Regions from separate parts of the Homo sapiens genome. Here region 1 is linked to region 2. Evidence: chromatin loops called from intact Hi-C (ENCODE). Cell type or tissue: GM12878. All regions are shown on one strand. Links, peaks and the distances in the headings refer to the core of each region. The heading gives the core; the rest is flanking DNA.

The links. A loop is a pair of places that touch in the nucleus more often than their neighbours do. Peaks named below come from ENCODE experiments on the same cell type or tissue, not always from the same donor. Only the 100,000 strongest peaks of a DNase experiment are listed, where the experiment ranks them.
Region 1: a loop joins it to region 2, with 3 times the contacts of the local background. A loop is called at or near these places in 1 of 110 quality-filtered maps.

The regions. Positions count from the first base shown.
Region 1 is chr3:179,950,997-179,966,557 of GRCh38, reverse strand. The region is part of intron 2 of PEX5L (peroxisomal biogenesis factor 5 like); the gene reads left to right. LOC124909463 (a long non-coding RNA gene) reads right to left here and starts at 9,820. Exons shown (of 2, transcript XR_007096182.1): 1 at 9,698-9,820. RefSeq lists a silencer at 4,595-4,644. In GM12878, for the core only: no CTCF peak of the experiment used is centred there; DNase peaks (open chromatin) are centred at 9,028 and 9,867; H3K4me3 peaks cover 819 bases; H3K27ac peaks cover 1,943 bases.
Region 2 is chr3:179,876,165-179,891,725 of GRCh38, reverse strand. PEX5L (peroxisomal biogenesis factor 5 like) reads left to right here. Exons shown (of 15, transcript NM_016559.3): 4 at 3,942-4,053; 5 at 11,603-11,797. Among named protein-coding and RNA genes, the nearest start is that of PEX5L-AS2, 14 kb to the left of the region's middle. RefSeq lists an enhancer at 8,458-8,517. In GM12878, for the core only: a CTCF peak has its summit at 8,441; DNase peaks (open chromatin) are centred at 8,365 and 9,225; H3K27ac peaks cover 1,454 bases.

The DNA.
Region 1 (15,561 bases), core at 7,033-12,032, 73 kb before region 2:
TCCTACCAACATCTAAGCAACTAACTTTGGTCTCAGACTCACAAATAGTAAAAAGGATGAGGGTAATATGTGTTCCTGCCTTGTCGTTGTTGTGGTCACCAGCCCCATCTGGCCAATGCTTTCTTGGTCATATCAATGTGGTGACTTAATTTAAATGTAATTCAGATCCCATTTACCCCTGAGGACACTTACAAAGTATGATACCCTGTCTCTTGGTATTAGGTGTAACACTGTCCCTGGGTACCTTCTTAGAACTCTGTATTTGGTCAGAAGAACAGAAACCTCCTCTAGAGTTGCAGAAAGGAGACCACCTGCTCAGCCTGCAGATTCTGAAGCATGAAACTCTGAGACATTCGAAGGACACAGCACATTATGCAGTTGTAGTTGCCTTAATTACACTCACAGCAGACATAGGCTCATTAGTGTTTTCCTCAGGAAAGATTGATCGATGAAAAATAATTGAATGAAAAGAAGCCAGATTTATTTGGAATGAGAGAGACTATTCAAATTTGCTATCTATCTGAAATCAGCATTGGAGTAAACAAAGATTCACTGTTGCAGTCCAATCAATCCCATCTTGTCTGCAAACTATTTATCATCAATAAATATTGTACACAGAAGGGGGAAATTTCTTCCATTAGGTTAAATAGAAAAGTTACTAGAGTGAAAGCATAATCACCCTGTGTTTTATTCCTAAATATTCTCTATTTGTATCAAGTAATATAAAAATAATTCTGAGTTACTGATAATTTGGAGGGCAAAATAACAGTAATGCAAATTATCTTACTTTGTATTTTCCTTGTAAACTCACGATGCTGAGTTTATTTTTTGGTTTGTTTAGCTTCATGCATTTCAATTTAATGTACTGATTCTCCTAAGCATCACTGGACTCTAGGAAAAACACAAAGGGCAAATCTAATATCCTTCATTTTAGAATCTTACGACCGATTGTTAAAGTCTGGTGGTATAAAGCCAGAAAATACAGAGAGTCACGTGTCATAGAGCGGCACAGAGGCAGGTAAGATAGCTGAGGAAAGAATCCATTGCCCTGGTTCCTAGTCTGGCCCTGCCGCTTACTAAGCAGAAGACTTTGGAGTAAGCAGTTTAAGTTCTCTGAGTTTACATTTTTTCATCTGTACAATGCAATAATAGCATCTGCTCAGATGCCTGCTGTGAGGCTCAAATGAGGATGCTCCCTTGTAGAGCCATGTGTCCAGCTTGGCCTCCTTTGGTCAGTCCCAAGTCTAGAATCCAGGGCCACCACTCCTTTGTTTTGGGACTTTTTCCTCTGTAACTCGTGCCTCCTGAATGGTGAGTTGGAGATGGTTGTGGTATCATGACATTTTCACTTTGGTTATTTCCACTGGTTTACTATTAGACATTCGGCATGCCTTCTGTGGAACAGTGTCAGATACTCTAGTCTAGCACATTTTCAGCGGTGCCAGCTCTTCTGCCATGCCATGTGGTTAGCATTGTGAATATAACACAGAATGTGTGTGTATCACTCTTACACAGTGGTTAAGAGCAAGGTCTTTACAGTCACAAATCTGAGTGAAAACAGGCTATGGCCATGTCATAACTGTTTGGGAAAATTAACCAGCTCTGTGAGCCACAGGCTGCTCTGCTATAAAATGAGGAAAATATCTACTTCATAAAGTTTTTGGGAGAAAGAAATAAGTTCTTGTATATAAATGCCTAGCAAAGTACGTAGCGTGCGGTAAGTGCTTTATAAATGGCAGGTACTGAGGTGAAAGCATGGTGGTAGTTGGTAGATAGTTAGACTAAATAGCTGTAAGATCCCCTTGTTATCTCATTGTGGTTTGGGTATGCATTTCTCTAGTGATTAGTGATGTTGAGCATTTTTTCATATGCTTGTTGACTGTGTGTATGTCTTCTTTTAAAAAGTGTCTATTCATGTCCTTTTCCCACTTTTTAATGGAGTAGTTTGGTTTTTGCTTGTGAATTTGTTTAAGTGCCTTAAAGATTCTGGGTATTAGACCTTCGTGAGATGCATAGTTTGCAAGCATCTTCTTGCATTCTATGGCTTGTCTGCTTAATCTGTTGACAGTTTCTTTTGCTGTGCAGAAGCTCTTTAGTTTAATTAGGTCCCATTTGTCAACTTTTGTTTTTGTTGCAATCGCTTTTGGCATCTTCGTCATGAATTCTTTGCCCAATCCTATGTCCAGAATAGTATTTCCTAGGTTATCTTCCCGGGTTTTTACAAGATCATGTCCTTTGCAGCAACGTGGATGGAACTGGAGGTTATTTTCCTAAGCAAACTAACCAGGAAACAGAAAAGGAAATACCACGTGTTCTCATTTACAAGTGGGAGCTAAACATCAATTACATATGGACATTAAGATGGGAACAACAGACGCCAGGGCCTGCTTGAAGGTGGAGGGTGGGAGAAGGGTGAGGACCAAAAAACTGCCTATCAGGTAATATGTTTATTACCTGATTATTAAGTTTATTCACAGGAATAATGAAATAATGAATTAATGGATAATGAAATAATCTGCACAGCATATCCCCGTGACATGCAATTTACCCATATAACAAACCTGTACATGTACCCCTGAACCTAAATTAAGAGTTAAAAAAAAAAGATGTCCTTGGAATTTGGGGACATTGAATTATAATTATTTTAAACAATAAAGTCTAGTCTGGGGTCATGGATGCAAATGCCTTTTCCAATCATCCAGGTCCAGAAATGAGGTTAGTAGACTGTGCATAAGAAACATAGGGAGTGAGGGAGTCAGTGGCTACTTGGTGGGAGCTGGCCCCAGTAGAGGTGGCAGCACGTATCAGCTTCAGCGGATTGCCACCTTGTTGGAAATGGGCTCAGTGTCACCACACATAGGAATTTTTCAAAAAAGGCATTAATCTCTGCTTTTTTACATGTTTATAATCTTTTTTAAAATTTTAAACAGTATATAATCAGACAAAATAGTCTGTGTATACAACCCATGGGGTCCAGTTTATGACTTGCTATATTCATGAGTCTCTAAGATCCAGGAAGAGTCCTATGTGCTCTCCTCTGTTTCTCTCCCATTTTACACTTTCCCCATTGAAAATTAACCTAACCTAGTTGTTGATCTGATTAAATTAATGGACATTAAGTTATCATTGACGCTGGCCTTATGTTCCTTGGGAAATTGAAGTACTTCCAAAGAAAACTGGCCAATTTAAAATGTAAAAAATCCCCATTTGATAAAATGAGTAGGGCAGTTATTTATGAGCAGGAGGCATTGCTGATGTTTCTACCTATGCAGGACTGTGTTTACTGTCTTCTGCTCTTGCCAGCCTAGCCATCTCTGTGAGTAAACAAGGTTCTAGCATTGTTGAGTAACAAGCACACACCTAGCTCTCCTCTACCAGTCCATCTTCCCCAGTTTTCCAAGCAGTAATGCAACTAACTCACAGGGCTCAGTTAAAAACTGTAATCACCAAGAGAGACATCATGAGTCACCATCTCAAGTTCAACAAATATCTGAAATGCTATCAGGTATCTTTACTTTAAGATATTAATATTCAGCCTATGTTCATTACATGCAGCATAAAAGAAAAATACTAGACTTTCAAGCTGGAAAAATGTATTGCTGTTAAGTCATTTTCAAATAGCCCATGTTTTCTTTCTTTTTAATCTAATAGGGAGAAGTGCTGGCACAATGTTTAGTCAGTGAGAAAACAAATGCATAATTGAAATGACATGAGCTGACAGGTTGAGTGTAAAAATGATGTTATATATGAAAGTAACAGTCAGAGACAGTAGTACTTAAAATTAGACTCAGCCATTTGGTAGAGAAATTGAAAAGAAACCTATTCAGCCTTTTATTGTGGAAGGAGTGTTGCCGTACTTATTTATTTTTGCTGTTGATTTTTAAGTAGGTTCATCTGATCAAAATAAGAACTGTAAATATTAGATCTGGAAGGAATTTCAGAAGATAATCTAATCCAGTGGATTAAAAAATTAAAAATTCCATCCCATGGAACCCATTTCTAGTCACCTTAATAGGGGAAGGAGTGTGTATGATTATGGTGATAGCACTTAAGGAACAACTTAGGTGTATAGATAAACTTTGATGAAAAGATATTGTTCTAAGAAGCTTAATCATATTACTTGTTATAATCAAAATAAGTTAAGCAAGTCTTGGAGTAAAAAGGTAACTTGACTGGGTTCACCAGGTTACTTCACATCACAGGCAATATTTGAACTTGGGATCTGCAGCCTCTAGTCTTGAGTTCATTCAGCCACTCCTGTAACTGCCTTTCTAAATTATGATACTTCCTCTCCTTTCTTCCAAATGTCCCATGTTGGTAAGATAAGCATAGTAATCAAACCAGAATAGTCATTTGAGAAAAGTGTGTATTTCAAGTGCACAGCTAAAAGTCTATTTGTCTGATAGATTTTTATAAAAAGATGTTTATATTAGATACCTCCTAACTCTTCATAAAATGGTTCTCACAAACTTTGTGACATCTTCCCAGTATCCATCAGGGTATAGATATTAAAGATTTTTAAAGTAAACTTTGAAATCTCCTAAACTACTCTGGGATTAACAAAGTGTTTCCTCCCTGTTGACACAGATGGTTTTTCTACAGCTCATCTCTCAGGGCCTCTCCACCTGGTTCAGTTTATCATCTCCCCCTCAACTGGCCATGGTGATTGTGAACCGTATCGACAGTTCAGCTTTCAGGCCCATCCGTTTTGAAGTCAGCTGCCAGTGCTTTTGTCTAATGAACCATGCAGGTGAACTCGGTGATTACTGATTGAATCAGCGTCTATTGTCAGAAGGGCTTTGAAAACCAGTTGTGAGTGGAAATATTTGTCCCTCAATGATTTATGTTATAAATTCAATTTTATCACTTATAATAAAAATGACAAAGGATCAGGAAGACCATACAAAATATTTTTCTTATTTTCATATTTAAACAACAGGGAGAGTTTACAGAGTAAAGTTCCCTTTTTCTCTTCGACTTTGGACTGAGATGCCCACGCTCTGCCATTGCCCCGACCTTGTCATTCTGTGGTTGCGCTTTTACTTCTCTCCATCCAGACTTTACAGTGCATGTCTTTTCTTCTCTGCTCAGCACCACTCTCTGATCCCTGCCTCTGGAACGTGTCTCTTATTCTGACACTGCATATATAAGGTTTGACAGAAATGCAGTTCTTGCAAACCTGTTTTTTTTTTTATGCTCCATTGCTTTCTTCCTTTTCTCCAAAACAACTCTAGAATTCTGTCATTTCCATTTTTGGTTTAATTTTTCACATGGTTTACCCCCAGTTGAAATGGGTACCACTTCCTTCCTGTCTTGTGATCTAGGAAACACACACACACACACACACACACACACATACACATACACAAGTGATCATTCAATACAATTGTTATTTATTCCTCATCGTATTTTTTGGCCAAATGATCTCATTCTTGAAATATATGAATAAGTAACTTATTAAAGAAATGGAAATGGTGAGAGAATGTACCATCCAGGCTTTGTGCTGGATGTTCTGAATAGAAAAAACATTCATTCATCACTTTGTTTTCTAACAAAATTATCTCATTTGTATAATTTGTGAATAATTAACTAATTTTGTTGTAGAAAAACACTAAGCATAGAAGTTGTTTTCTTCCAGTCAAGGGTTGTTCAGTTATCACTTCCCTGCATTCTCAGCTTCTCTCTTTAAACTTTAAATGTGTCCCCAAAATTGACACATGAAATTTTATGAACTATTGGAGTAGTCCCTGAAAAAAATGAGCTATGTTGCATAAGTTGATGGATTTCATTAATCAAATCATTTACTACAAGATAAAACATATTGAGCTCATAAACAGGTTAGATATTGTTAAATTTTTAAGCTAAAAATGTAAAACCTTGTAAACTTTGCATTTTTTAAAAAAGGAAGCAACTTGTTTTTGTCTAGATGAATGAGCCATTTTAATTTTGCATCCAGACTCCAAGGAACTTGAGTTAAAATCATACCCTTGGATCAGGACTTTTATGAACAACAGTAGCAATACCCCATGGACCCCAACACTGCTTAGCTTACTGGTGAGCACCCAATACATAGTGAGAACTAATGTTTCCCACTGTCTCCCAAATAAAATGCAAACTCCTCCACTGGGCTTGCAGGCTGTCCATTGTCATCCAGCCCCTAACTACCTCATTGTGCTTATCTAATGCCCCCTCAACTTCATGCCCCATTCATACTGAACACCTTGAAGCATCGAGTGTTTGATGTTCTTCCTCCCTTCACACTTTGCTCTTGCTCTTCCTTCTGCCTATGTGTAAGAATATAACATATATCACAAATATTTTGGCATATCTGCTAGAAGTAGAGGATATAGATTGCAAGGAAGGAGACCTCCTCATAGTTCTGACCAAGGCTGGCCCCTTGGAGAATCCAAATGGTAAGAGAACAAAGAGGGAAAGAGCAAGTCCCCCTAGGTTCTGTAGATGGACAGACTTCTTCAGCTTTACAAATATAAGGGAGAAATGAGAAAAAAAATAAGCAAAACATAAAGCCTGCTCTTGAAAAGAAGAGGCAGAAAATGGAGAAACAGAAAAATCTGAGACTCTATTACTTGGAGAAATTTATTATGTAAACAATTTTGCTATATATATTCTAGGCATAGTTTTGGAGGAAAACACATAGTTACACTGAGTACAGTAATACCTGCTATAGTTCTAAAAAATAATTTGTCCTTATTCTGCTCTGCTGCCACAGTGGTTCTTCCCATGTGGTGAGTGAGAAGGAACAGTGGAGAAACAGCAGAGCCAGGTCAGGGAATGCTGGTGACATTTAGCCTCAGTGTTCGGGGTGAGAGAACTAAATAGGGAATCATATTTTTTTGATACTGATCCTGAGAGAAGCTATATGAAAAAATATAATTTTTCATTTTCTTTATTATGAAATAACTTCAGGAGGAAGATAGAATGCTGCTTTTGAAAAAAATACATTATTTCCCATCTCAAAAAAAAGAAAAAATACATTATTTTGATGGAAATGATTTAATCTATTTTACTTATTTTACACAAACTTATTTACAGCCTAATTTTTTGGTAGGTGTTTGCTAGGTGCTGGAACACAGAGATAACATAACCATAGTCACGGCCTTTAAGAAGCCGGTATGGTTGGACTTACAGTCAACAGACAGTTACAGTGCCCGTGCTGCAGTAGTTGGAACCAAGGGCTCCCAGGAGCATTTGGGAGCCTCAGAACTCTAAGAACTAAGATGTGCGTTATTTCCTCCTTCCCTAATCATAGTCCAGAAAAAGTTACAAGGTTTTCCAGTGCTCCACGTGTTCCCAGGAGGAGACGTGGGCTTTGGGAACAATTACCAAAGATGTTTTTTAGAACCTGTCTACTCAAAGAGTGGTTGGTTCATGGACCACAGCATCAGCATCACCTGGCGCTTGCTAGAAATTTATACTCTGAGCTTCAGACTCTGGAGGTGGGGCCCAGGAATCTGGTTTTTTTTATTTTTTTTTTTTCGGTTTTGTTTTTGTTTGTTTTGTTTTGTTTTTTGAGATGGAGTCTCGCTCTGTCGTCCAGGCTGGAATGCAGCAGCGCGATCTCGGCTCACTGTAAGCTCCGCCTCTAGGGTTCACGCCATTCTCCTGCCTCAGCCTCAGGAATCTGTTTTAACAAGCCCTGCAGAAGAATCCTGTACACACTGTGGCTCCTAGGAAGCATTGGTTTATGTTATTCCAATTTTTGGTGTCAGGAAAGGATCATTTATACTTTGATAAAGACATTAATTTTTTATTTTGATTTTCTAGGCCTACAAAAAAGAATAAAGACAAGTTAAGTATCTTAAATCCTTTATCTGAATGTCCCTAACCTTGCAAATATTCCTTTCCTGCCTCGTCATTAAAGCGAACCTACTCAGTAATCAGTCCTGTAAAACAAATTGTAACAAAAAGAAAGCATAAATGAGGGAGACCAAGAGGTGAAACTTGTTAACCCGATATTTGTCTTAAGCTCTTCTGGTCTTACACCACGTTTATTAAAAGACTAATGATAACAAGACACACTTACACAGCATTTAGTATGTGCTACACTCTGTTCCAAAGACTTTTTGTATATTACTCATTTAATCCTCCCAACAACTTCACCATGTAGGTTACTATCATACCCATTTTACAATACACAATGGGGCAAAGGGAATTTTACACAGGGCTGCTGTGTTGCACAACCCCAGAAGGCTATGCTCTCTACACAGCCTGTGCGGCAGTACATGGCAGTGCTGGGTCAAGTGAGTTCACGTTTAAAAACTTCCTTTCATCATACCTCCCTCACTTATTAAGGAAATTTCTTGCAATTTTGACTGTTAGGAAATAACATAAGATGGTAAAATCTGAAAAAGCCTTCCTATTTTTAAAGGAAAGATATGCCATATATGATAAAGAAGAGCATAAATACATTAAGATGGGGAAACTGGAAAATATATTTTTTCCTTCCCAAAAAAAAGTATTCTTGAGAGTGTGTATGTATATATGTGTGCATGTGTGTGTGTATGTGTGTGAGAGGGAGAGAGAGAAGAAATAGAGAAAAGGAGAATGTGTGGCTACATAGCCATAAACATGCATAATCAAAAGCAAAGCTGCAAAAAAGAGCAGATGCCTAATCCTTAAATACGTGCCCATTCTGAGGCCACTGGGGCAGTACACAATACTGAATGGCCAGGACCAGGTGACCAGATGGCCCTGTAATATAACCAATAACAACCATGTATTGCATTGAGGTTGCTACATATGTTTCAAGTGCTTGTGTCTGAGGTGCTACGTATGATAAATTAAATCCTTACTTTGCATTAGAATTACCTCTGTACCCACCACATTTGAAAAATTCTACACCTGGCACAAAACCAGAAAGCCTGTCACTTCAGTATTTGTTGAGCAGCTTTCTGTTATGGGAGTATATTTCTGTGCTCTGAAAATGTCACTCCACCAGCTGCCCTACAGGAGCTGACCTTTCTTCTCAGGCTGAAGTTCCTGCTGATCTGTTTAGTAGAGCTAGTTTATCCCAAGTTGTTGGCACATGTCCAGTGTCACTGCATGCCCATCTACAGAAGTGGTCTGAGAGCTGATATTTAGCCACCCCTTTAGACTTTCACCTGACATGACTCTGCCCCTCCCAGCTCCTTGTGATTCCTTCTGTGATCCTCCCAAAAGCAGCGCCCCAGCCTTCCTCCCTGAGCCTTACCTGTTAATGCTAGACTACTGGCAATCACCCTTGGGGCCCTTCTCCCCAGCTACATTATGCTTATGATGTATATATGAAACCTTTCTCCAGAAATTTTGGACAAGAGAGAAAGTATCACCCATGGTCCTGAGAACTCTTCATTTTGCATACTCTCACTTTTGCATAATTGCAAGATAATTTTAATTTTTTTATAGTCGCAGTCGGTGTGCATTCAATTTTGTACCTGCTTCTTTATGTAACATTATGTTACGCTCATTTTTCCACATTGCTACATAGTTTTATAAATGTCATTTTAGTGGTTTCCTTATATTGAATCAAGGTGATCCTTAGGCAATTTTTTTCCAGGATTTTCACTGGCTCATGCAGTGACCATTCAAACCTTACTCATCTTTTAAGATGCAAGTTATCAAATTAAAGAGGAAAAGAAGGGATTGCAAAAAAAAATCATGTACATTACTATGATTAGACATATACGTACTGACTTACCGTGAATTCTGCATGATGTTTGTGGGAATTTGCAGTGTCATCTTTTCATATCCCGGATGCACCGTTAAGCATCACTGGAGATGGCACCGTGCATGTTGCGTCGCTCCGTAAAACCTCAGGTTTAAACTATATTCTATGTGGCAGTTATACAGCATTTCTGTTTCCTGAGGCTGACCACAGCCAAACCACAAACACGGATTTGCATAAATTCAGTTTGCATGAATTTTTAAGTTAGCTGAGAAAAGAAACTAACTAAATATTTTTACAGCCACATGAAACTTAGGAGATAATTTACTTTGGTACCTCATTCATTGAGGACACAGATATATATATCCACTAGGGTATTCTTATGCCCAAAAAATACACTCTAGAAACCCATATTGAAGTCTAAGCAACTTGTATGAAGTGGTTACCACTAAAGGGGATATAGAATTCAGACCTAAGACTGCTTCATATTGAAAGGCAGTGATGAAAAGAAATAATCGTGAATTCGTTTTAGAATGTATTATTTTATAAGCATTCTAGATTTTACCATTTTTCCTAGGGCTCCAAAATGCAAAACTCTTAAACTGATAAAGAACCAAAGGTACAGAAAGTTATTAAGATCTATAAGGCAGAGCTGAAATACAAGTGAGGGTGCTAAAATTCAAGTTCCTGACACTGCCAATGACTTTCTATTTGACCTTGAACACATCTCTAAGCCTTGACTTCCCTATCAGCAAAATGATAATAGTTTCCCTACTTCTATCTCCCAAGAATTCTGGGAGAATTTCTTAAGGAAAACTATAAAAATAATCATTTGAGCCACTCGAGAGGATTACTTCCTGTGAATAAATCCAAGATGGTATCGTCTGTAAGGAAGCCACTAATGCCCTAGGGTTATGAATCACTTTCTTGTGTTTAAGAGCAATTTAAAAATTAAATCCCCTGTAGAAAAATGAACACATCCATAATGATTACTTTTACATCGGTAGTACTTTGGGAGGGGGTAAAGTATGGCATGATTTTATGAATTTATAACTCATCAAATTAATTACATTGGGTTTTTTGAGTGATTATTTAGATAACTTTCTAATCGTAATAAGAAAAAAGTGAATACTCATATTTATGTTTTTCAACTGCCCCAAAAGATTATATTATAATACGTAGTTCTAAAGAAATAATGGTACTTTAATCACTATAGATTCTATTTTTCTGAAATGAACACAATATTTTTCCTAGAACAGCAAAAATCATGCTGAGGCTCCCAGACTTTATTTAGCAGTCAAGAAATTACATAGCCCACATGAAAACATATTTGTCCCCGAAGACTAGAAAAACACTTCCCAGATGAATTTCGTTAACACCTGTGCCTTCTTTTTGAAAAAAAAAAAAAAAAAAAAGAGCATAGCAGAACTCATAGTGAGTCTTCAGCAAAAAAAAAAAAGTCACATAACATCGCTCAAAACACAAAGAAACCCAATTAGCTTCAGCAAGGTGCCAAAGAAAACGAGAACTTTCTCTCACGAAGTAAGTTGACATTTAGAACCACCCTGTATAGTTTTGAAGGGAATTAGGCCCTCTATCAACAAACTGTCTTTGGAACAATTATTTCAGGCTGTACTTGTACCAAAGGTTAGTAACCACAAATTAGTTCTTATTATTCTTCCTTATTTAGAAACATGCTTCTGTGACATGAGGAAGGCCTGCCTCTAGCTTCCTCAGAACTTCCAGCCTATCAGGAAGAAGAAATTATCTAAAAAAAATAAAATAAATATATGTGTCAGATTTAAAGTTCTTGGGGAAGCCACATTATAGGACAGGAGTTAGGGAAAGGGGGAGTGAAGAGAAATTTTGGTGAATCAGCTTGTGCAGAGGTCATTTAAAACACAAATATAGACACTGTAGATGAGACTGAAGAGTTGAATGGGTCATACTTTATGCCCTAACTGTCCAATTTAGTCACTTTGTAAGTGGGGTAAGGGGGAGGGAAGAACAAAGGGAATTCACGTTGTTGAGCACCTACTATGTGCCAGACAGCATCCTGAGAGGTATAATTATGACAGTTTTTCAGAATGATGAAAATAAAAAAAAAATAAAACAAAGCTTAGAAGGGCTGAGAAACCCGAAAAGAGTCACATAGCTAGTCAAGCAGCAAACATAGAATTGAAATCAGGTCTGTCTGCCTCCAAAGCCCGCGCTCCACCTCTGTCAATCACCTTCCCACCAGCCATCAAGAAAACGAAACTGCATTGCATTTTCTTGAATTTACAGATACAATCAGTAGTTACTGCACAATGCCTAGTACCCACTAGGAGTTTAAATAAAAGGGACTTCTTTACATTAACAAACAAACAAAAAAAAGGTCCCAGAAATCCCCTGCCGGTCACCTGCTGCCACTTGCCAGTTCTTCTGTGGTGATTCTTTGGAAGAAGCCCAGTACTGAATCACGGAATAGGGCAAGCAGAGGGTTCTCTTGGAACATAAGAACACATGAAAATAAAGACTGTTTTGTTCTGTTTCCTAGTTTGCACACAAATATGTCTGTATTTTACTCATAATTGGCCTGAAGATACATTGTACTAGAAAAATCAAATGGCTTATTTCACCAGGCTTTTCTCCCATTCTGAGAGTGCTGAAGCCCTTTTACTCATGGCTGACTTTTTCCCCCCCCCCCGACTAATGGTTAATTTCTGGGCTTGTTCTTGTGGAACTTAAATAGTAAATGTATCCAAGGCAGGTACAAAAGAAAAAAAAAGAAATCTCTGGACCTTAAGAAGCTGCAATTTCCTGTAGCCAGATGAAACCATGCCTCACATCCCTCCTTAGATTTATAGAATTAACGACATTGAGAGACACAAGGTTAAAATTATAATCTTTCTAGAAGACTCAAGTAGATAAAAGGAAGCAAAATAGTTTGCCTTTGGGGATATTTATAATACCTTGCTAACTTTTAGCTTCATTAGTTGCTAAGCATTTTCTTTCTCACTGTATTCATTTCAGTTGGTCATCATTTCCCTTTTCAGCTCTTTCACTCCTTCCATTATGATTTACTGCATGTCAACCTTTGAGCCTCCTATTTCATCCATCGGCGAGGCTGTTTGCACCTTTGCTTTTGGTGGGTTAGCTTATCTAACATCACTACTCCATTTCCATCCTGAGTCATAGTGAGGCCCCAGACTTAACAGTCTTTCCATCACTGACGATGGATCATTTAGAGATGTTCCCTACAGCATCATGGAAACCAACTTAAAGGCACTTATGAATGATACAGCCCTCCTGCTTCTCAAAACAAAATGAAATCTTTTAATGTTAAATTGATCAAGATTTTTTACTGAACAATGTAAACCTCCTTGGTTACACCTGCATGCAATAGATTTGAATGGTATCAGCAGCAGAATCTTTAAATTAAAAAAAAACTTTTGAGAAGTGTCTGTTCATATCCTTCGCCCACTTTTTGATGGGTTGTTTTTTTCTTGTAAATTTGTTTAAGTTCCTTGTAGATTCTGGATATTAGCCCTTCGTCAGATGGATAGATTGCAAAAATGTTCTCCCATTCTGTAGGTTGCTTGTTCACTCTGATGATAGTTTCTTTTGATGTGCAGAAGCTCTTTAGTTTAATTAGATCCCATTTGTCAATTGTGGCTTTTGTTGCCATTGCTTTTGGTGTTTTAGTCATGAAGTCTTTGCCCATGCCTATGTCCCGAATGGTATTGCCTTGGTTTTCTTCTAGGGTTTTTAGGGTTTTCAGTCTTATGTTTAAGTCTTTAATCCATCTTGAGTTGATTTTTGTATAAGGGGTAAGGAAGGGGTTCAGTTTCAGTTTTCTGCATATGGCTAGCCAGTTTTCTCAACACCATTTATTAAATAGGGAATCCTTTCCCCATTGCTTGTTTTTGTCAGGTTTGTCAAAGATCAGATGGTTGTAGATGTGTGGCATTATTTCTGAGGCCTCTGTTCTGTTCCATTGGTCTATATATCTGTTTTGGTACCGGTACCATGCTGTTTTGGCTACTGTAGCCCTGTAGCATAATTTGAAGTCAGGTAGCGTGATGCCTCCAGCTTTCTTCTTTTTGCTTAGAATTGTCTTGGCTATACGGGCTCTTTTTTTGTTCCATATGAAATTTAAAGTAGTTTTTTCTAATTCTGTGAAGAAAGTCAATGATAGCTTGATGGGGATAGCATTGAATCTATAAATTACTTTGGGCAGTATGGCCATTTTCACAATATTGATTTTTCCTATCCATGAGCATGGAATGTTTTTCTATTTGTTTATGTCCTCTCTTATTTCCTTGAGCAGTAGTTTATGGTTCTCCCTAAAGAGGAGATCATTGTTGAATAGATACGATGTATGCTGTTTTCAAAAGGGTCATTGAAAAGTAAGTGATTAGATGAACTTACAAATTGTTAACTATCCTCAACAGTCTCATTGTCATTCTGCTATATACACATCTTTCCCTTCTTCCCACACCCCCCGACCTTTTCTTTCTGCTACAGGTACAGAGTATTAGCAAAGGCGGTAGACCCTTTCTGAAATATACAGTTTTAAAAAAAAAATCCAAAAATATTTCTTTCTCGACATTTGAAACAAAGCTAGAATAGAAATAAAATTCAGTGGGTATATTGTTTCCTAAAGAGACAAGAGTATGCCTTTCGTCTGTTGTTATGCCAGATTGTTTGATATTACAGAATCCGGATTAAATGCAGCTAAACAAGGCTACCTTTGCTTTGGAAATCTGCCTTATTAGATCCAAGAAGCTTTCTTGCAAATCTATAATATAAGCAAAGTATAGTAGCAGAAGCAAGCATTACTTTTGCATTCAAAGACCATGAGTTTAAGAGGAAAAAGTCACTATTGTAACAATTGCTTTGTAATTGTAAATTATCACAAATTTATCATTGATAAAGGTCTATTCCACTATTGGAAATATGTTGGAAGGAGCTGGGATGTGGAAATAAAGAAGAGAAATATAAAGAAAATACATAGTTATTTAAGCCATTTTGTTTTCTTGGCTTTCATTTCATCGTCATCACCTCCATCATCAACATTGAACACTCCCCATGGACCACATGGCATGAACATTGCTCCTCTTTTTGAGAGTATACACTCTATGTACTTACAAAATTCATATATAAACAAAGTGGCTTGAACAAAACAGCAGTTTATTTCTGTCTCACAAAAAGGAAATCTGGTATTATATCATGTGGGGTTGGTATAAGATCTCCTAAGTGGTCAGAAATGCAAGCCTCTTCCAGCTCTTTGCTCTGCTATACCTTAGAAGAGGACCTAGTCCTCATATTCTAAAATAGCTGCTGAATCCTCATTCATCATCTCTGAGTTCGAGGCAGCAAGCAGGAAGAAAGGTGGGGCTAGAAAGGTAAAAAATAATCTACTTTTCCTTTTTTTCTTTTTTTTTAAGGAGTCTTTGTAGAAGTTTCATAGAGACCATTTGCTTATACTTCATTGCCCAGAATTTAATCAAGTAGTCAAAACTGGCTACTGGAGATGGGTTCCCCTAGGAAATAGACTCATTTATTCTGCATGGTAATATATCTACCTGAAAACCATGTTACTAAGGAAGAAAGACACGGGAGTAGAAAGCTAGTAATCTCAACTCTAATGATCACACTCAAACTGACAAAAATAATTGTCTTCTCTAAAGTCAGTGACCAAGGAAAATAAGCATCTATCGCCCATTTTTCAGAATTTTCTTAATTCAGTCTTATAAAGTCACAAAGCTCGATATTATTTCATTGAGGTGGGAGGGAGAGGAAGCAAGAATAACATTTTTTATGGAATATGCAAAGTCTCCGTTGTAATAGCCTTCAGCATTTCCCTGACAAAAGAGAACAGACTATGCATATTCTAAAGTGAGAAAAGGCCA
Region 2 (15,561 bases), core at 5,548-10,547:
TAATCATTCCTAAATTCCTGCAACTGAAGATGCAATTTAAAATTGGACCATTTTAGATAGGTATTTTTACATCTTCAGTTTCTGCAAAGTCACTTCCTCATTTAATAGCCATTTATTGAACCCCTTTTAGACATAGACATTCTATTTGAAGTTGTGAAGGATATAAATATAAGTAAGATATTCTCTGGCTTCAGAGCTTATAAGGAAAGATTTCCGTATCTTCATAATATCTCCTGTTTCATCTTCCGTATCTCCCATCAAAACCAAAAAACTTTCTGTTCAGTTTCAGTTACCTTTCCATGCTATCTGTAATCTGGTCTTTCACGCTTGAGCCCTGCTATTATCCCCCACTTCAGCCCAAGCATTTCTCAATAGCTAAATTGTGCTGCAGCTTGAAAAACACTGACTCAGAAGGTAGTTTGTTACTCCTTCTTTGATTTGAATTTGTGGAAGAAAGCCACAGGAGTAGCTTAGTTGTAGAAGTCAGGCAGTTATAACAGTTCCATCAGTCCAGGTGTGAACTATGGTCAGAAACAAGACAGTAGGTGTGGAAAGACACAGACTTCCTGAGGCAGAGGTGTAGAAGACTGGAGATGCCACGCCTTTGTCCTGGGCTTCCTGAAGTCTCTCAGAATAGCCTCTCCTTTGGTATCCCTTTATTTGTATGCTGAGTAAATCTGAGAGTGCTAGTGTGCTTTCTCCAGAAAATTTGTCCAAAGTTTGAATAAAGAGACGGACTCCAAAAAAAAAAAAAAAAATTTTTTTACCTTTGGTAAAGCAGACAGGCCCAAAAGGACAGGGCTCTCATTGAATTGTGCCTTTTCCTTTGCTTTCCATTTAGATGTTAACAAACATTTTACTTTTAGAATTACTTGATCAAATTTAGACTATAGTTTTTATGCATTTGCAGCTAAAACTATCTGAAGAAATCTAACACCCTGGTCTTCCAAAACTATAGGTAATGTAGGCCTATATCACTATTCCACACATATATGTACACAGAACTGTGATTTAGGGATAAACTCTTAGTTTTTTTTGTTTGTTTGTTTTTTTACTAAGGCATTTAACTGTATCCAAAGTAAAGAAAGAGTACAGGGGATTTTCCACGGAATATAGCTCATACTTACCTACATAACGTTGATATTTCTCAAAATTATGAATAAGAGAACTCAGTTATTCTTAGCCATCTGTCAATGAAATTAAACTTTTTTTCAAAGAAATAATGACTATCAAAGAGATAGTTATGACATTGTCCATACATATTCATACTTTGAAAGTCACAGTTGTATTGGTTGAGTTTAGTCTTTGCGCTTTATACAATTTAGCCAATGGGTAAATAAGACCTAGACCCAGAGGCCAGTCATCAGAATGCACTGCTTAGTAAATGCAACCCTGTTACAATAATTTCTATGCGTATAGGGTGGTGCCATATTTGATGGTAACCTTCATCCTCTGTGAATGCGTATAACACAGTGGAATTCAGATCGCACTTCACAGCCATGAGAAGGCCACAGTGTGGAGGTGGGCATTGTTTGTGAAAGTAGGACCTCATCACTGCGTTGATCACACTAGATGAGTTCATTACATTAAGCACATATGGTTAAAAGAGCAAGTCCTACCAGGAAATATGTATCAATGTACAGGTCCTTTGGAAACTGTTACATATGTACAGTTTGGACATGCACTAACTACAAATGAGATACAGATTCTGGGACACTAATCATATTTTTAGATGAGCTCACCGGATCACTGATGTTTAGCTATTTCATCATTTTCTAGTATATTGTATTCTATACCAGTGCTTTCAACTACATTTCCAGATAATAAAATTGACTTTTATGCCAGAAAGTATTACAAATCATTCCTAAACTCAAATAGACCATAGCATTTACAAAAATTCAAATATATTTTATTCCTGAAACATAGGCAGCTCATAGTCCCTCAACATTTAAAAATATTTTAATATATATAGAATGGGTGATACCCAGGAATGTTCAAATTCAGAAAAAATAAAAAGCACTGGGGCTCAGAGTTTCACTCATGAGTCAAAGCAGCATCCTAAAATAAAAGATTAATACCAAAAGAGGCCTTGGATTTGATTCCTAGCAAAATCTGCGAGGTTTTATACATAGTAATACCAAAGCTTACAATAATTGAAGAAAGATCTATCCCTGTAACTTGAACGTTAAAAGAAGAAAAGCGTTCTCAAAGCCCATCCCTCAATAACAAATTAATATGTATAAAAATCTAATTACCAACTCTATATTGAAATCTTAAACTCTAATGGACATCTGAGATTTACACATGTTTAAATGAGATTTATCCATCTTTAAATAGCATGCATATGAGTACTAAATGTGTCTCTTGGCTTCCAGTCTCCAAAAGACCACTAAGTGCTTCCATATTGCCCTTTCAGAAATAAAAGAAGTGCACTTTCTCCCCATAGTTACCATTACTCAGGTCCCCTGCCACCTTCCATCAGCTCTAAACTATGAGACTGCTGACACTGTGCCAGAGAAACAATGTAGCGAAGGTGAGTAGAGTAATATAAAATATTTTGATTTGGTAATACTCCAAAGCACTCCATTTGCTATTTTATGCCTCTTAAAATGCAACTTAACAAATAAGTTCTTAAAAAATCTAGAGATTGGCCAGGCACAGTGGCTCACACCTGTAATCTCAACACTTTAGGAGGTCGAGGTGGGAGAATTGCTTGAGCCCAGGAGTTCAAGACCAGCCTAGGCAAGATGGTGGGACCTTGTCTCTATAAAAATAAATTTAAAATTTTTAAAAATTAGCCGGCCATAGTGGTGCACACCTGTAGTCACAGCTATTTGGGATACTGAGATGCGAGGATAGCTTGAGCCCAGGAGTTCGAGGATGCGGTGAGTTATGATCATGCCACTGCACTCCAGCCTGGGTGACAGACATCCTGTGCCTATTTAAAAAACAAAAAACAAAACAAAACAAAAAAACCTAAAGATTATGAGGTGTGTCTTTTTCTTAAGCAAAAAACTAGATGATTATGCCTGTTTTATGAAAGGCAAATATAAAAGCTCCCCCACCCCCCCCAAAAAAAACAGTTAATTTAGGGATCAACCACCTGAGTATCAAAAGTGTGTTTTCTCCCTTAACCGTAGAAACATAACTCGGCAAGACGGGATTCAAAGAGGTGCAGAATGATTGAAAGTAAATAGTGGTTGCCACTGATAATTAGAGATCCACTAAAAAATCAAACTGAAAGATTGCTGAAATTAGAAAATGAGCTAATGGGAAAACACAATTGAATCTACCGAGATATATTTTACAAATAGATTTTATAAACGCATGTACTAGATACCTACACAGTTAATATAACAATATTTTCTACTCTCCCAAAATAATATTTGTTATGTAATACAAAAGCATTCCAAGGAAATGTAGAGGGTGTGTTTTTAGGTGACCTGAGCTTTTTAAGAGAGGGAGACGAGGCAGGCATTTATCCACCCACACTGATCCGTGTGTTTGCACTCCCCACATAAACACTGACTGAGCAGTGCTAACCAGAACATGTCATCTTTGAGTCTGAAGCCACTGGTCCAGGTCTCAGTAGGAGCTTTTGTCCAGGTGAGGAGTGGGATTGGCCCTTAGCAACTATGATTCAATACGTGTCATTTTCTATATATTGAAATTAGAGAATAATCATATTTCAGGAGGGGGGAGGAAAGGCTTGAGCTTTAAACATTGAAGTTGGCTGCATCAAAAATATGTTGACAGTGCTAAAAGGCTCATTCCCCACCTCTTGATATTTTTTCTTTCTTGCCCCCACCCCATTATTTATTTATGTATTTATTTATTTTTGGTAGGCTTGCTATTCTCATTTTGTTGCAAGGCTGCATTTTAATTCATCTGACTCTGCAGTTTAACAAAGCCCTTTGACACCTCTGTTCATTTGTTCTCAGCTGGTGAATGAGCAACAAGAAAGCAGACCCCTCCTGAGTCCCTCCATCGATGACTTTCTCTGTGAAACCAAATCGGAAGCAATAGCAAGGCCAGTAACATCCAATACAGCTGGTAATTCTCTCACTTTTAACTGTTCCTCAACTAGAGTTAATTTTAACTATAGTAAAATGCACATTTTTTCCATAATACATTTTAAGTGAGGAAAGAACGTTTGCAACCAAATGAAACTTTAGAATGTATACTATTTAGCATAAACCAATAAATCACAGAAATTGCAATGTATATTACCCAACCAATTTTGCAGAACATAAGTATACCACTATTAGCAATGAATCATGTTTTCATGTATATTTTCATATTTGCATATTTATATCTAAAGTCTCATCACATTAGAAAATCTTTAAAACAAAAACATCTCTTTCAGAGTAAGGTTTTCAAGTTCTGGCTGATGGTCCAATTATTTCTGGAAATATTTTGTATAACGGAAGTCCAGTAAATAAAAATGTGGCAACCTTTTCAAGTGGATTTAAATGACAAAATATCCTGCAGCTTTGGGATAGTATAGAGCCGGTTTCATTTTCTGTCATGTAAATGTGTTACTTGCTCCCCGTTACAACAATCTATTTGAATGTTCTCCTGGAATTAAACATTATCAAATAGTAAACCATCCCCTGCTCGGTGCCTGTCACATATAGGAATCGGCACTCAATAAGTATTAATCCAATGAGTGAGTACAGGATGCCACTGGCATAAATTACACTTCCCTTGTAGAGGCAGTCTTTCTGCATTGATTTCATTTGGTCAGCATTCACATTCAAAGTCATGTCATTCAAATAAGAATGAAAAAATGATGTTCAGAATCAAAGAACAAAGGTTATGTTGGATGTGCAGAGCGGAATTTAATGGAAAAAGAAAAGGATAATCACATACTGTCTTGTTAAATTTGTTCCATTTTGTCATCTTGGCCTCAGTTTGCTGTTGGCTTGCATATTTTCATTATATTTCTAAGTGAATAAAATCACAGGAGAAGGAAATCGTGATTTTTCCAAAATGCCAAAAATTACAAGAAGAGTAACTAGCATGAGATAGACAGGCTTGTTATGTGAGGTCATATTTTACAGTTTCTGGGTTCAAACTCCATGAATTCCAACCCCAGCTCTGTATCCAGGGGCATGTTGCTTAACTAAGCCTCAGTTTCTTCATTTGTCTGATAATAGTAAGATCTACATCTCGTAAGTTCATTGGAAAGATTAAAGGAAGCAATCCATGAAAAAGCTTAACACCATGTAAACTCTAACTGGTGTAAAAATTTCTGTTAGATTTTAGGTGAGAACAATATGTATTCCCTACACTTTCATTTTCAATTGCGTTGACTTTTTTATATCACACCACAGCAATCATTTTCTAAATTCAGCTCTCACTTTCAGTAATCAAGAAATTAAATGGTACTTGGCAAATTCTAGGTAGGAAATTAAACAAGTTCACATACTATCAGATGAGGTTCATTCCTCTGATCCGTGAAACAAGAGCTGGCCCCTTCAAAACTCGAGAACTACCCCAGGAAAATACAGATAACCTTGTATGTCCAATTGCAGGTGAATCAGTGAGAATTGTATGCACTGCAAACTTCCTCTTCATGCTCCAATTCTCACTGATGGGAAAACTAAGTCACTTAGAAAGGATCCACCCTGAGAGAGCAATATAAGATTTGATTCAAAAGCTTCTTTTCAGCTTGATTGTTCTAACATATGGAAGAGAGACCTGTGAAATACTGTAGGAAAAAAATCAAAAGAATGTGTAATTTCTTGCAATCCCAATATCTACAATGTTGCCCTCTGTATTAGTCCTAGGGCTGCTGTGACAAAGTACCACCCACTGAGTTGATTCAACAATGGAAACTTACCATCTCAGTTCTGAGGGCTAGAAGCCCAAAATCATGCTTTCAGGTGGGCCATGCACCCCATGAACGTGCTTAGTGAGGATCTATTCCAGGCCTCTCTTCTAATTTCTGGTACTGCCTTGGTTTATGGCAGCATAACTCCAATATTCATGTGGTGTTTTCTCTGCATGTGTGCTTCCCAGTGTGCATGTCTGTCTCTGTGTCCAAATTTCCACCCCCCGCTTTTTTTTTTTTTTCTGAGACGGAGTCTCGCTCTGTCACCCAGGCTGGAGTGCAGTGGCACGATCTCGGCTCACTGCAACCTCCGCCTCCTGGGTTCAAGCGATTTTCTTGCATCAGCCTCCCAAGTAGCTGGGACTATAGGCACCTGCCACCACGACTGGCTGATTTTTTGTATCTTTAGTAGAGACAGGGTTTCACTGTGTTAGCCAGGATGGTCTCAATCTCCTGACCTTGTGATCTGCCCACTTTGGCCTCCCAAGGTGCTGGAATTACAGGCGTGAACCACCGCGCCTGGCCCAAATTTCCCCTTTTTATAAGGACACCAGTCCTATTAAAGTAGGGGCCCACCCTATTCTAATATGACCTCATGTTTAATTATATCTCGAATGAAACTGTTTCCAAATAAGGTAATATTCTGAGTACTCAGTGTTAGGACTTCTACATAGACCACTCAATCCATAATACTCTCCAACGTAGGGGGTCTGGAAAAATAGTGTTCTGAGACTGGGGATTTATTTTTTCCCACCTCCATTATTCAGTGCACCTGGTTCACACAGATTTTTATCCTGAAGAAAGACTCTTATTTGATAAGTGTTTTTAATATTAAGCGTATATCTCAAGGCAAAAATATTATATATTTTTAATTCGTAAGAAATCTAGTTTTTATATAAATCAATACAAAATAAAAAAAATTTAGGAAATATTTACCTCTTCTGGAGGTCGGTCAGTGATTTTTTTTCTCTATGAACCCTAAAAGAACGTATCTTTTGCCTCATAGAAGTTCTAAATTATAATTTTTTTCCACCCAGTTCTATTAGATTATCTGAAGAACAAAAGTTTTTGAGACTGCCAACTATTTAAATCATTCCTTGGACTATCCAAACTGCCAAATAATTAGAAGCTAAACAAACAAATGAATCAAAGCCTTATCAATAAAGTCAGCACCCTGCCTTAAGGTTTAGATAAAGTCTAGAGAGGACTGTGCAAGAACACAGGCTATGGAGAGATGAGACCTGTATCCTGTATTTGAATCCTGGTGTAAACACTGACATACCAGTTATATTAGTTTTCTATTGTCACCGTAACAATTACCACAAATCTAATGGCTTAAAACAACACAAATTTATTATCCTAAAATCAAGATGTCAATAGAACTACATTACTTCTGGAGGCTCCAGGACAGAATTCACTTCCTTGCTTTTTCCAGCTTCTAGAGGGCACCTACAATTTGGTGGCTTATGACTCCTTGCTCCATCTTCAAAAGCAGCAGCTCTCTCTCTCACATTGGTCTCCATGTCCTTCTCTGGCTCTGACCCCCCTAACTGCACTTTATAAGAGCTCTTGTGATTACATTGGGCCCACAGGGATCATCCAGATTAATCTTTCAGTCTCCAAATCCTTAATTACATCTGCAAAGTCCCTTTTGCCATGTGACATGTCAAGGTAACATATTTACAGGTTCTGGGGATTAGAATGTGGCCATATTAGAGGGGGGCGTTTTTCTACCACACCAGCTGTGTGATTTTGGACAAGTTACTTAATATTGCCAAGCCTCAAGTTTCTCATATGTAAAATTAGAATACCTTTTTCACAGAAATGTTATGTAGACTAAGTAAGGAAACACTCATAAGCACTTACCATATTGTATATTTTCAATAAATAGTTTTTGTAATCATTTCCAACCTCATATATCTACAGTTTGTGTCAAGCATGAATGCTTTCAGTAGAATCTTCTAGTAGCGATAAATATTTATTTGCATCATGACTATGCTTATAGTGCTGTTCCAAGAGCTGTAGATAAGCACTTCATCCAATACTTTATAGTTTTATCCTTATTTTAGTGGGCAGAGTTAAGGTTCAGAGAGACATTTTTTTTTGAGACGGAGTTTTGCTCTTGTTGCCCAAGCTGGAGTGCAATGGCATGATCTTGGCTCACCGCAACCTCCGCCTCCCAGGGTCAAGCAATTTCTCCTGCCTCAGCCTCCAGAGTAGCTGAGATTACAGGCATGTGCCACCACGCCCGGCTAATTTTGTATTTTTAGTAGAGACGGGGTTTCTCCATTTTGGTCAGGCTGGCCTTGAACTCCCGACCTCAGGTGATCCGCCTGCCTCAGCCTCCCAAAGTGCTGGGATTACAGGCATGAGCCACTGCACTCAGTCAAACTCAGACAGTCTTAACCACTGTCCTGTGCTGCCTTATTTTATGCACAATATTCACGGAACATCAGGACACCAAAATAGATTAGCTGAACTAAAGTGAAGAAGACAGGACAAAGTGCTACAAGGGTGACTGGCAAAACATAGCCTGCTCAGAAGCAACTGAGCTGGAAATCCCCCTGCTACAGCAAATAGAAGTGAAGTCAGCGACATCCTCTGGGCAGTGGGATCCCACAGCCTATGAAGCTGTGAGTGGTGACTGACATGTGGTCCATGAGAAAAGTCTGCATATGTGACAATAAGATTACACCCTGAAGGTATTTTATTAGATCTACACTATCACACGCATACACACACATGTGCATACACACACGCACACACTTTTCACGTTCATTGTAAGAGGAGATTATCCTTTGTTCCTTTGTGCTCCTTTTTTTTAGAGACAGGGTCTTACTCTGTCACCCAGGCTGGCTCAAACTTCTGGGCTAAAGCAGTCCTCCCACCTAGTCTCCCGAGTAGCTGAGACTACAGGTGATAGCCATCACTCCTGGCTAATTTTTTTTAATTTTTTTAATTGTTTTGTAGTGACTGAATCTTGTTATATTGCCTAGGCTGGTCTCAAACTCCTGGCTTCGAGCGATCCTCCTGCCTTGGCCTCCCAAAGCACTGGGATTACAAACATGAGCCAACACACCTCACCGGTTGGTGCTCTTAATTTAAGCACACAGATACTGAAACCCAAAACTTCATGTGCCTGAAGGATCTTTAAAATAGGATTTAAGAAATCAGCAGAGCAGACACCACCTACCATACCAGGGCTGTCTTTGTGTGGAGCAATAAGATTCTTACTTTTAAATCTTAGCTAAAGGACACACACATGCTAAAATGTGATTTGTCTTTCTCCAGAGAGTGAAAGGCTACACCCACCCTTCTCTCCTTTTGAAAACGTACTCTGCAGGGACTTTCCCAGCTTCAAAGCTGGCCATTCGACCTCCAAGCCACCTCCTTCATCAGCTGGGTAACCAATTAGGCTTTCTGTGTGTGCCAAGCATTTGTTTCACATTTGCAAGAAAAAGAACAAAGGGACAAAGAGCTCAGAACAAATACAGGAATTGCCCAGGACACTTTGGAGGGGGAAAGAACCTTACTGAGCCAAGTTTGAATTCACAGTTCACCCTTTTAGTAATTCATTTATTCTGAATGTGAGAAGAAGATATAGAATTAAATTAGTACTTGCCAGCTGTTATTCCATAACAAATGTACTTCCTATGTTCAAGTAGACAATTTTATAATTTGCTTCTAAAAGTCTAGGAGCAAGTGACTAACTCTTAATTGTTTGTACAATTAGTAAAAAGATGTATATGGCATTCTATATTATGCCATCAATTTCCTTTCCTCCATTATAAGGACATCACATTGGGCCTAGACTCCTTGCCAACATAATAGTGGTCTGGAAATTTCTATTTGACCATTCAGTGGATATAAAATGTGAGGCATTCTAGCCTATTTTGGCTGTCTGCCATGCTTACATTTTAGACATAAAGCCAGGCAGCTTAGTTCTGAATGTCACTTCTTTCCCTCCACGTTCAAGTACTTCCTAGCCCCAAAACATCCCTCGTATCTCAGGGCATCTTAGCATTGGGAAGTGGTTCCTATTGCCTCAGGAAGATTCTGTTGAGATAAGCTGACACTTTCAGGCCACTTTATGATAAATTTACTTCATAGGATCCTCTGTAGAACCAATATCTTTGTCTCATCTTCAGTTTTATTCCCAGTAGCATTTTCTCTTTCTGTCAGTGTATGGATCTGATTCTTGTCTCAAATAAAAAGGAGCAGTGAAAATAGGAGAACATCAACAACAACAACAAAAAGGATAGAAAAAATCACAAATTGGCTGTAAAAGAATGGAAATCACATTTATTGAGTACCTATTGTATGCCTGGCACTTTACATACATTAGATCATTTAATCCTCATCTTATCCCTAAAAGACAATTAATTCCCCATTTTCAAATGAGGAAACTGAAACTCAGAGAGATCAAGAAACTTACTTCAAGTCACACACTAAGCCGTGACAGAGCCAGATGTTTCCACTTCACCAACAACATCCAACCACTGTGACTTGGAATTGGAATCAGAAAGCAAGATTATTAAGAGTAAAGTTTGACACACCATCCTAAAGATCCCATAGGAATGGTTAACTCATGAAGCCCATGCACTACTAAAGAAATCCAGGTTGTGAGTTCAATGGAGCCCGGCCCCTGCCTTGAGTACAAGGGAGAAGCAGACAGAAGAGTATTGAGACATCAGCAAAAATCCATCCCCCACCTAGAGGAAAAGCTTGGAGATTAAAGAGGAGTGCTGCAGTCATTGTTGTAGACTGCCACAAAGGGTTAATGCAAGTGGTTTCTTTGTCTTTCTGTGGCTTTCCTACGTGAGCTGGGTGAAGAGATTCCAGGCCAGGGAGCCACCGATCTTGCTCAGAAGCTAGTCTCTCCAGTGCAGTGCCAGGGCCAGTGAAACAGCAGGGACTGGTGGAAAGGTAGAGCTGTAGGGACCTTCTCCAATTTGAATTTTCTATCTCTCACAATGAGCTAGTCAAACACTGGTTACGTGCACTGTAAAAGAAGGAAGAAGCTAAGGTTATAAAACTTGCTTTTTTAATTCTCATTTGCCTTATTTGCATTTGAACAAGTTATTATTTCTGCTTTCATTAGAGTATTTAATGCAATGTAATCAACCTGCTAGGAAGTAAAAGTGTAACAGTTTTATAGTTAGTTACATTGAAATTCAAATTTGCATACTAAACAGCAAAGGCATTAACATGTGTACCTATTCATCAACTATGGATTATAAAATACCTCTCTTGGGTGAACCCAAACAGGATGCCATTTTCTGATTGAACTGCTTAATTAAATAAAAGATGATTAACAGCATTGCTTTATACCCCATATACTTTATTGTTTAAAATTAAAACACAAAGACATTCAAAACCTTCACTAAATCTCTGAATATGGTAGATTGACTCCTCTCTGGGAAATTGCAATCTAAAATAACCTTCAGTATAAATAAAGCAAAGCAATAAAGTAAATAGCACCTGAACTCAGATTCAGTTTGATCATTTTAATTTCATTCAAAGCTTCATCATTGCTGAGGCTGGTCTAAGTCCTTTCTTACCAATTTGTGCCATACCAACTATAAGAATAACATGCAGCAAACATCCCAGTCTAACAAGCTGTCTCTATAAATCAATGATGAGCTAACGTAATTTTATTCTAACCTATCCTACAAACATAAAATCTTTCTGTACCCAACTGAAACCTATTTTAAATAATTTCAGAGTAGTAAATGGGCTTATCTTAACCTCTTCCATTTCTGGTAGTATTGACCACTGGCTTAGATCTCCTCGACCTGAGTGAACCAGTCTCTCAAACCCAAACCAAAGCCAAGAAGTCAGAGCCCTCATCAAAAACCTCATCCCTCAAGAAAAAGGCCGATGGATCTGACCTCATCAGCACGGATGCTGAGCAGAGAGGCCAGCCTCTCAGAGTCCCGGAGACTTCATCCTTAGATCTAGGTAAGGCAATCGCTTGCGGCTATGGATGCTCAACCTTGCTCTGCTGATGTGGATACAAGAGGAAATTTCCACCAATGGCATTAAACAGAGAACAAAGGAGTAGAAAAGGCATTCCATGGTGGAAACTGGACAGGACATAGCTTCTTTTGAGCTTGAACTGTACAGCAATTGGGGAGCTCAACTTTGCATAACTGATTGATTCATTTATTTATTCGACCCACAAATATTGAGTTATAGATAGGTGCTGGGTGCCAGGTTAGGCACTAAAGTTACAAATAAAGATAAAATGTGCATCTTGCTCTGTAGGAGCACTCAGTCCAGGATGAGAAAGAGGGACTTGTGAGTAACGAACTCTAATGCAAGGCCCAGGGGCAGCCAGATGAAACAGTATGTCACAAACGTGTTTGGGAATACATGCCATACAATAATAACAGCTACCATTTGATGGTGGGTTACAATGCCTAGGAACCACAGTACATTACTTACATATATTATCTCATTAAATTATCACAACTCTTTGAAACATCTGAGGAACCAAGTTTCAAAATTTAAGCAATTTGCCCAAGATCTCACAGTTTATAAGAAGAACAGTTGAAATTTGAGCCTAGTTCTAGTCAACCTCAAAGCCCATATGTTTTCCACTGTATTCTACCTCCTCTGAGAAAGGACAGCTTAATTCTCAGCTCCTGGAATCAGACACATTAAGCTCTCCTTTCTCAAGAGAAAGAACAGTGACAGGTATCTTAGAAAGCCAAGAGGAACATGAATCTTCCCTGGCTGTGACTGACTGCTGTGTGTGTATGTATATGTGTGGGGAGGTGAATATTGTATATACATTCATAAGGAGATCATATTCATAGCTTATCCATAAGGCTGTGAGGAATAAATGGGAATATATGAAATCACTTATTATTATGATATGTACATGTTAAATGGTCATGAATTAATTTATTCATTTGTTCAGCAAACATTTCTCTGAGTATCTACCATATTCCCAGCACAAACTATGTGCTAGGAATACAAAGATAAATAATATAAGCTCTCTGTGCCTTAGCAAATTTACAGTCTAGTAGGGAGATAGAAAAATGATTAAATGATTATAATAAAATATTAACTATATGTAGCAATGAAAGAAAACCCACATCAGTTACTACATGAGCCTCCACATCATGCCATTGCTCCAGCCAGTGGGAGAAGGTGTCTTACAAGAGGTACTATGTGAGCTGAGGTTTGAGGAATGCATAGGAATTTGCCAGATTCAAGATAGATCAGGAGAAAGGTGGGGAGAACAGAGCAGGGTATCCCTGGTGCAGAAAGGAAAGGTATTCACACACAAATAGATAAACATGGAAAGATGTCTTTTTAAGTAAATATACGTATTTCAGTAGTACTCAAGGATGGTAGAATAGTGAGAGAAAAAGACTGAAAATCACTAGTGGTGAGATCATAGGAATCCTTGGATGTCATGCACTGAAGACTGGGGGAGGAGAGATGATGTTTGAAGGGTTCTGCTAAGAGGAATGACAGCAACAGTTCCTATTTTAGAAAAATCCTTCTCTGGTGGATTTATTGAGAAAGGAATAGAGGCAAGGAGACCAGTACAGAGATCCAATAGTGACAAGGGGGATAATGAGAAAGAGAGAGACAGGTTCCAAAAAATATTAAAACAAGACTTGGAAACAAAGATAATATGTATACGTGAGCAATGGGGACATGTAGAACATGCCAAGCTCCATGATAGAAGATGGAAGAGGGGCAGGAGTGAACTATTGAGTTCAGCTTTGAACCTGCTATATTTGAGGAAACTATGGGACTTCTCTGTGGATACCTCCATTAGACTGTTAAGTATATAGGTCTAGAACTGGAGAAAAAGAACTGAGTAGGAAATGGAGATTTGTAAGTCAGAAGCCTGTGTGTGAATGGATATTGGAACCATGGGTGTAGATGAGCTCTTCCAGGGATAGATTGTAAAGAAAGGAAAGAGAACCAAGCCATTGTTCAAACTAGTGGCATACACAGGAACGCCTCTCCCCTGCCATCCCTCTTTGAGGTCTGTCTTTGGAGGGAAATTTTATAACTATCTCTACTATTTCCTCACTATCTAGGTTTATTCAGTTGTACAAATAAGTTAATAACATTTATAGATTTAGATTAAAATATATTAATACATTGATTGGGTGCAGTGGCTCATATCTGTAATCCCAGCACTTTGGAAGGCTGAGGCAGGAGGAGTGCTTGAGGCCAGGAGTTTGAGACCAGCTTGGACAACATAGTGAGATCCCATCTCTACAAAATTTTAAAAATTAGCCTGGCATAGTGGCATAAGCCTGTAGTCCCAGCTACTTGGGAGGCTGAGGCAGGAGGATTGCTTAAGCCCAAGAGATTGAGGCTGCAGTGAGCTGTGACTGCACCATAGCACTTCAGCCTGGGCAACAGAGTGAGACCTTGTCTTAAAAAAAAGAATATATTAATATATTACAATATAACACAATAAGCATGCAAATGATGAACATTTATTTCTCTGCTTCTGAGAAAATGTCCTATGAAAAGGTTGTAAAAGTACTTAGTTTAAAAGCACCTTTAAGAATAGCAGTGTTATTCACAATAGTACAAAGGTGAAAACAACTGAAACCCATCATGAGATGAATGGATAAACACAATGTGGTATATACAGACAATGAACTTATTCAGCCTTGGAAAGGAATAACTTACATGCTACAACATGGATGAACCTTGAAGATATTGTGCTAAGTGAAGTAAACCAGGCACAAAAGGACAAATACAGGTTGAGCATCCCTAATTCGAAAATCTGAAATCTTCCAAAATCTGTAAGTGGAAAATTCCACACTTGACTTCATGTGATAAGTCACAGTCAGAACTTTGTTTCATGCATAAGATTATTTAAAATACTTTATAAAATTACCTTCAGGCTATGTGTGTAAGGTGTGTATGAAACATAATTGAATTTCGTGTTTAAATTTGAGTCCCAGCCCCAAGATATCTCATTATGACACATGCAAATATTCCAAAAACCAAGAAAAAAAATCCCAAATTTGAAACACTCCTGGTCCCAAGCATTTTGCATAAGGAATAATCAACCTGGATTGGAGGATTCCACTTGTATGAGGTACCTACAATAGTCAACTTCATATAGACAGAAAGTAGAATAAAAGTTACCAGGGTTTGTGGGGGAGGGGGAATGAGGAGTTCGTGTTTAATGAGTAGAGTTTCAGTTTGAAATGATGAGAAATTTTGGAGATGAATAGTGGTGATGGTCACACAGCAGTGCGACTGTACTAATGCTACTCAATTATACACTAAAATATGGTTTAAGTGGTCAATTTGTTATGTATTTTTTACCACAGTTTTTAAAAAGAAGGGGAAAAAAGACCTTAGAGAACATCTACTGCAAACTGATCTTTTTTTTTTTTTTAGACAGAGTTTTGATCTATTGCCCAGGCTGGAGTGCAGAGGCGCAATCTGGGCCCACTGCAACCTCCACCTCCCAGGATCAAGCAATTCTCCTGCTTCAGCCTCCCAAGTAGCTGGGATTACAGGCATGCACCACCACACCCCATTCATTTTTTTTTTTTATTTAGTAGAAACAGGGTTTCACCATGTTGGTCAGGCTGGTGTCGAACTGCTGACCTCAGGTGATCCACCCGCCTCTGCCTCCCAATGTGCTGGGATTATAGGCGTGAGCCACCACCACCTGGCCCGATCTTTTTATAAACTAAAAAACTGAACCCCAAGATTGTTTCAGT